Linked DNA regions of Homo sapiens: regions 2 and 3 are each linked to region 1. Evidence: chromatin loops called from intact Hi-C (ENCODE). Cell type or tissue: heart right ventricle. All regions are shown on one strand.

Region 1 (2,500 bases):
CTATGGGATGGCAATAGACAAGTTCCCAAGAGAGGCAGCAACAGACCCCTAGGGGAGAGCCTGGCAGGGTTGTGGACTTCCTGCATGCAGGCGCCCTAGGATCCTGGGCTTCTTCCTAGACCCTTCCCTGGGTTTGAGAGACAGGGGAGCGAGGCAGGCTATGGGATCCTATATGTATCATCTTAGAAGTAATCAGATACAACAAGGTAGCTGGCATCTTAGCAAATCACACAGCTGGAAGACTTTAAGTAAATCTCTGTGGGGAGCCAGAGGGCTCAGATCTGGAAGGAGACAGCTGCTGGATGAGGAATAAGTAACAACTGAAAAGTCAGGGCAGCCCAGTGGCAGGCCCCTTACCAGTGGGGTTGAGGAGAATGACAGGCTCGCTCCTGCAGCCACTCAGGTACAGGCAGTTCATCCAGGAAGCAGTAAGGGACAGAGGGAGAAGAGAGAGGACAGGGATCCAAGTCCCAGAAAGGAGTATAAGATGGAGACTTTGTCTTAGAAATTGACATGAAAGCTTACTTGCTAGGACAAAGGCAAGCAAGGGTCTCTGGAGTGTTCTCAATTCTGTGAAGGCAGGATCAGCCCAGAGCTGGTTAAGATGTGGAGCCTGATGGTGCCAACAGGTCATGAGGCCATTCAGGGAAAACAAGGGTTAGGAAGGAGGATGGGGACCCAGGCACATGATGGCACTAGAGGTCCTGAATTCCAAATTCCAGAATCTTTGAAGTGGTGTCAAGATTGTGTCTCAGGATCACCGGATATAGCTGGTCCTTGGGATGGAATGTGGCGCTGTCCTGACAAAAGACCTGAACTTGCCAACTGAGAGCCTTTGATTCACGTGCTCTGAATTTTATTGCATTTACTCCAAATGCCACTGGGCAGTTGTCCATGCATAGGCTGGAGAAATTAATAGGAAGGGCAAGAAAACATGAGAAGTATCATAAAGAAATACTATAAAGGACAAATAAATGAGACTGGTAGTGAACTAGACAGACACAGAAAATAGAGGACAGAAATTCCCAGAACTGCTTCAAGCACGAAAGTGCAGTGGCCCTGATCTCTGTAGAAGGAGGAGTGTGAGGAGGATGTGTGTTCAGAGGAGAGCGAGTGGCTGTTGTCCACTTGTTTCTTTTTAGAAGACGGAGGGATATTTGAAAGTTCACTAGATATGGACACATTCTCTGCATTCTTCTTCTCTTTTCGTTCTTTTTTGTTTTTTGTTTTTGTTTTTTAATTCTAGAAAAGAATTGTTTCTTATTTTCCTCCCGAAGATGCAACCAAATGCCCTCTTTTCTGGAAACATTTTAGTTGCAGCTTCACAGACTCCATTTACGGTTGACATGCATTCTTTCCCCTATGAACACACCTCAGCAGCCGCCAGAGGGAGACTTTCCACACACGGTTTTTGCGAAGAGAATTTCCTTGGAGATTACTGCACCCTACATGATACAAATTCCTCCCCACGTTCCCCTTCACAGGCAGGGCTTCTAATCTTGACAGTTCCCAGAGCAGCAGTCATGGCTATATCAGGCAATTATACCATTGGGAACATTAGGGCTGCTTTGTAAAACCATAAGCACCCAAGAACAGATACTTTAAAAAATGTAAAAACAAGACAGCAGTGACAGCAGAAAGGACACAGCAGCTGAGTCACCTCACTGCATTTCTCCACATCCTAGCCCCTAGGAGGATGCTCTGCGGGGCCCACGGGAAGGGCTGAGTGCCACATGCCAGGGACCCCAGAGGTTGGCAAGAATGGCTTTGCCTAGAGACCATGCTTCCTTTCAGGTGTTGCAGGGAGAGGTGGCAATTCTGTTTCCCACATTAAAGAAAAAATTGACCGGGTGTGGTGGCTCATGCCTGTAATCCCAGCACTTTGGGAGGTCGAGGCAGGTGGATTACTTGAGGTCAGGAGTTCGAGACCAGCCTGGACAACATGGTGAAACCCTGTCTCTACTAAAAATACAAAAATTAGCTGGTGTGGTGGCAGGCGCCAGTAATCCCAGCTACTCGGGAGGCTGAGGCAGGAGAATCGCTTGAACCCGGGAGGCAGAGGTTGCAGTGAGCCGAGACTGCACCACTGCACTCCAGACTCCAGCCTGGGTGACACAGCGAGACTCCATCTAAAAAAAAAAGAAAAAGAAAAAATTAAATTTCATGACTTAGTGAGAAATGGTCATTTTGGGGGTCCATTGCTTGATTTTTTTTTTTAAATCTTCTTAAACAACTCTGAATTAAAATGTCTGAGAGAACACAGTGACTCATGCCTCTCCACTTCCCAGCTTTCCAACTGAGCAGCCCACTGGGTTGGAGGTATCTTGCCAAGAGGGAAGTATTTTTAATTTGGGCTTTATCTGTCACTCAGCTGTGGTCATAGAGACTGGCAGGAATGCATGCAATTAGAAGAAGAAAGAACACCTTTATGATTCCATAATATTAGTATTTAATGCCTTTTGGATGTTTTGGATAGCAGTCTTGTGTAAAGAGACAAGAC
Region 2 (2,500 bases), 290 kb after region 1:
GATGCCAGCTTGGGTCGCTCCCCCTCACCCCTAGGCTCGGTTAAACAGTTTGGTCAAAGGAGGACAGAAAAGTCCTTATGAGGGCCTCAAGTTGCAGAGTTTTCTAAAGCCTGAGTTTTACTGTTTCTATCCTTCTGGTGTCACTTAACATGTTCCTCTGTCCAGTGTATTTCCTGTAAGGTGTCATTTAACATGTTCCTCTGTCCAGTGTATTTCCTGTAAGTTGTAGTTAGAATTAAGAACAGCACCATACAATAGAAATATGAGCCACAAATATAATTTAAAATTTTAAAATACACATTTAAAAAAAGAAAACATTAAAATTAAAATTAATTTTAATAATATAATTTTATTTAACCCAATATGTCACAAATATTATGTATGTAGTCATACATACATATTAAATTTTAAAATTTAAGTCAATATTAAAGTCAATATTAAAAATTATTGAGATAGTTTACATCTTTTTTTCATATTAAGTTTTTGCTATCTGGTGTGTATTTTACGTGTACAGAACATCTCAATTTGGCCTATCCACATTTCAAATGCTCAGTAGCCACATGGGATTAGTACTGAATACAGTAGACCCAGGTACATCATCAGACTGAGGTTCAATTTTTGGCCAAAATACCCCACAGGTGGTGGTGTGTACCTCCATACAGAAGCATATGTCTGGTGGCTTTTTTGTGATGTTGGCAGTCATTGATTACCATTGTCTACACCCAATAATTCATTAAAGGTTGCAAAATGGCAATACTCAAATTTTAAAATTCCTTCTTCATTTATTAGATGGAGTACTTTTATCAAGAGAAACATCTCATCAACTGCTTGGTTACTTGGAATAATATGTATAGGGAAGTTAGGAAAAATGTTTGATCTCTTCCTTTTATTTGCCAGTTTTTAAAATAATGATTTTGGTTTCCTTGCATTTTCCAAGGATGATCAATAATATTTTATTTTAACAGTATTATTAGGAATTCATGAATGTTAATATTTGATGTGCCTCAGTTCATTGCAGAGTTAACTTAATTGCAGAGTTCTGATATCACCAAAGCCGTTTATGATATTCCAGGTCCGTCTTGTACACTTCCTTCCACAGACCTGTAATCAGCTATTTCTTCAGGGAGCCTGTGATTCCTTTTAGTGGAAAATGGTATGTAGAGAACATTATCTGTGTGTGAAGGGTTGAGCACGTTCCATCTTTTCAGAGAACAAAGCTAGAAAACATGTATTTTAATAAAATAATATTCATCATGAATTCATGATGTTTCCTATTCAAATTCAAGTAGAGGACTTTTTTCACAGTGTCCTTTTCCCTGTCAAATTTCAAATTTTATTGACATGAATATAATTATTCATTTGCTGTATTCATAATACACATGTGCAACAGTCTCGAATAAATAGAAGACTACCACTAGCAAAATGATTACAAAAATCAGCTTAAGATACTTTGCAGTTGTTTTTGTCATTATGATAACATTCCGCTAAAACAGGCAAATTATTGTGTTTTACGGTCACTTGGGAATAGTCCCTTTGGTGCTGTTCTGCCACCTACTGGACAGACAGGCTCAATAGGCTTATTTTACTTTTGATATTCAGGAATCACTTTATTTTAAATTGAATTTTGCTTTGTAATAATGCAAAGTTTTACATGACTCTAGAGTCAAATTTACAAAACAAGTCTAGTTTTTCTCCCTGTCTCCTCAATCTTATTTCCTTCCTCTACCTTTAAATATTTTATTTTTAAATGCTGTGATTTATATGTCCATTAGTATATATTTGTATATAATTTGTATACAAATTATACAAAATTGATATATATTTGTATTTTTTATCCCGTCTCCTTTATTAGATAATTGGTAGCATACTATACAGACTTTTCTCCACCTGAAAGAAACATACATATTATTATTAAAAGTTTATATGTATATAACCTGGAGTGTTGGGTTTTGCTTTGTTAGGTAATCTGGAAATATTTTTATAAATGTAAATTTAATCAGTAAATTTATTTTTAGGATCCAAATGCTTGGCATCACTTTTGTCATATTTGTTACATGTATTTCTGTCCATACAAGCATGCAAACATCGTCACATCTATATACCCGTGACTACCTCTATCTTTATTGCCTTACATTTCTACTCTTTTCCTATGTGGTCAATATCAAGGCTGCTCCATGAACTGTTTGCTACCAAGCTATGATGACTTGTGAATAGAAAGTAACAAAAACAACAACAACAACAAAACACATTTAGAAACATTTAAAGTAATTTGATATTGCCACTAAATTCAAGCATATGATTTTGTATATTTCAAGTGTCGCTTACAAATTATTGGGGGGAAAAGTGGCCCTTCACTACAGAGTCTGAGAAGCACTTGCCTACATTATTTGCTTGTGCGCATGTGTTCTCTCTCTCTCATTATCTTTTTGTTTTGTGTTTTCTTTCTGAGACAGGGTCTCGCTCTGTCATCTAGGCTAAAGTGCAGTGGCGCCATCATAGC
Region 3 (2,500 bases), 300 kb after region 1:
AATATTCATTCTTTTCTTTTCTATTTTTCTTAAGGAACTTTCTGCAGTGTTCATTCACTATTTTATTTCTTCTAGTGTAGTCTAAAATTTTGGAATAAGTTTTTTCTTCAACTCTTAATATTTTTCTATTTCTATAAACTCCTTTTGAAGTCTTTGTTTTTTCAAATTAGCTTCTTTTTGAGTTCTTAAAATTCTGGGTTATGCTGTTCTTTAAAAGCTGCTATCTTTTTTTTCAGCTTGAGTTAAAATATTAGGCTAAATTTTCTTCTGTTTTGTTTGCAAATCTTTCTGGCATGCTTTTATTGTCTGCGGAGACATTACATTCCTCAAATCATTTTTCTTTATGGTAGATTCGATGGCCATTTTTTTCTTTATTAATGTTTAAGTGAGATGAGTTTTCTTGTACTCTTAGGAGAGTGAACCAGGATAGCTTCCTAGCTCTAGAGATTTAGAGCTGCCTTTTCTGTTATTTTTGGATGTGTTTACAAGTATGTATCTGCTATCTGTTGGCTCTTTGCTCTTCCCTCCACTTGCATCTGCGTCTTCTTTCTTTTGCCTCCTTTGCTCCTATCATCTATTTCCTGCTCAATTTGGATTCTATTCCAGTAGTTTCTCCTCAATGTGGGGTTTTGCTGTGGAGGAGATGGCTATTAAGGGTCCCTTTAGGGTCCATGGGGCACAGGCTCCTCCAGCACAAGCTGGTTCTCTTGGGTTCACCCACAAGTTGGAGGCGGCAGGACTCTAGGGGTTTCAGTTGCCCTTCCCAGAGTGGCCCACCAAGCCTTACAGTGAATACTTGTGAACTGTTTTTGTTTCTCTGCCTCTTGGGGCCATCAGAAGTCCCTTTGTCCTCTTTTTATTTCTTCTGATGTGTTGAAGACACTGTACAGGTCTTAATCTCACCAGTAGTTTATTACAACCCACACATATTTGGTTTATAGGGATGTGTTTTCCCGCTGCTTTATTGGAGATGTTGTCTGGGAGGTCTTGCTTTTGCTATCTTAGTTGCTCTGTTTCCATGGGGTGATTTGGAGAGGTGGAAAAATTATGCCACCTTGCCACCACTTTCCTAATTACTTTAAGCAACCAAAATTTTAGCAACGAAACTTTTAAATTACTTTAAGCAACCAAACTTTTAGTCTATTTCTGTTGTACTTTATTAGTAAGCATCTACCTGCCTGTCTATGTTAACACGTTTTCTGATGCACTATACAGTTGACCTTTGAAGAACACAGGTTTGAACGGCACAGGTCCATTTACATGCAGATTTTCTTCTGCCTCTCCCCGGCTGCTGCCACCCCGAGACAGCAAGACCAGACCCATCTCTTCTCCCTCATCAGCCTACTCAACGTGAGGATATGGATAAAGACCTTTATGATGACCCACTCCACTTCCAGTTAATGAAATATATCTTCTCTTGCTTATGATTTTCTTAATAACACTTTTTTTCCTCTAGCTTACTTTATGGTAAGAATACAATATGTAATACATATTACATATAACATACAACATATGTATTCAATGACGATGTTATCAGTAAGGCTTCCAGTCAATAGTAGATTATTAGTAGTTTCGTTTCTGGAGAGTCAAAAATTAAACAGAATTGTGACCCTTTGGGGCTGGTTCCCCTAATCGCCACATTATTCCGGGGTCAACTATTGTTTAATCAGCATGGTCATATTGACGTCCATGCATGTTGTTAATACTTGAGCCCTCAACAGAGAATATGTGCACAGTTCAGGGATCTATTGATGTCTTTCTACACTGCCAGGTCTCTATCTCTCTCTCCCCTTCCCGGTCTGTGAAAAGTCTCTGCGTGTCTCTTTGTTGCCACTATCTTGAGTGTTCTGGATGCTGATACAAGGCCAGTTGAAGGTGGATTGTCCATCTGAAGTGCTCCTGTGTGATTACTAGGCTACAGGACAGTCACAAACATCTCTCCTTCCTTTCCTCCCCTAAGAAGCTTTGAGCCCTGATTCTTCACCAGGGTGGTAGAGGATAAGTCTTAGAGAACCATGACCCCTCGTGGGAACATATTAAAATGAGGGGGGAATATACTGGGAGGAAACAATAGTTTGATAAAAGCTTCCCAGTTGGTTCTAACAGGCCTCCTCCGGGTTGTAGTTGGATCCTCTGCTCTTGGTAGAGACAGGGAAGGTGCCATGGAATTGGCCATGGGTCCAGATCACCTGGACATCCTCAGGCACAGGACTGGGAAGTGACTGACTGAGATTTAAGGGATAGGAGAAAAGAGAGAAAAGAAGGCAGGAGCCCAAGGATGTAATTTCTTTTTGGACCCATCTTCTTTTTCAGGTGCTTAATATCATTGTTTTTTTTTTTTTTTTTGGAAGTTAACAGATTTATCTTGAAAGCATTTGTTGTTATTCCTGCTTAAAGTCTAGCTAAGAAATTCTTTCAACTCTAAACAGAAAACAAAGTATTTCATTTTACAGGTAGAGATAAAAGGTATTGAATGGGAAAGTTTGAAAGAGGTGGCATT

The links. A loop is a pair of places that touch in the nucleus more often than their neighbours do. Peaks named below come from ENCODE experiments on the same cell type or tissue, not always from the same donor. Only the 100,000 strongest peaks of a DNase experiment are listed, where the experiment ranks them.
Region 2: a loop joins it to region 1, with 11 times the contacts of the local background. A loop is called at or near these places in 66 of 110 quality-filtered maps.
Region 3: it touches region 1 in a loop (7-fold over the local background); 66 of 110 quality-filtered maps call a loop at or near these places.

The regions. Positions count from the first base shown.
Region 1 is chr18:3,702,445-3,704,944 of GRCh38, forward strand. All of the region lies in intron 7 of DLGAP1 (DLG associated protein 1), which reads right to left. Among named protein-coding and RNA genes, the nearest start is that of DLGAP1-AS6, 51 kb to the left of the region's middle. In heart right ventricle, a CTCF peak has its summit at 1,392 (motif pointing right); a DNase peak (open chromatin) is centred at 1,400; H3K4me3 peaks cover 678 bases; H3K27ac peaks cover 1,297 bases.
Region 2 is chr18:3,997,384-3,999,883 of GRCh38, forward strand. All of the region lies in intron 3 of DLGAP1 (DLG associated protein 1), which reads right to left. The region is part of intron 4 of DLGAP1-AS4 (DLGAP1 antisense RNA 4); the gene reads left to right. Among named protein-coding and RNA genes, the nearest start is that of DLGAP1-AS4, 36 kb to the left of the region's middle. In heart right ventricle, a CTCF peak has its summit at 1,546 (motif pointing left); no DNase peak of the experiment used is centred here.
Region 3 is chr18:4,001,109-4,003,608 of GRCh38, forward strand. The region is part of intron 3 of DLGAP1 (DLG associated protein 1); the gene reads right to left. All of the region lies in intron 4 of DLGAP1-AS4 (DLGAP1 antisense RNA 4), which reads left to right. Among named protein-coding and RNA genes, the nearest start is that of DLGAP1-AS4, 40 kb to the left of the region's middle. In heart right ventricle, no CTCF peak of the experiment used is centred here; no DNase peak of the experiment used is centred here.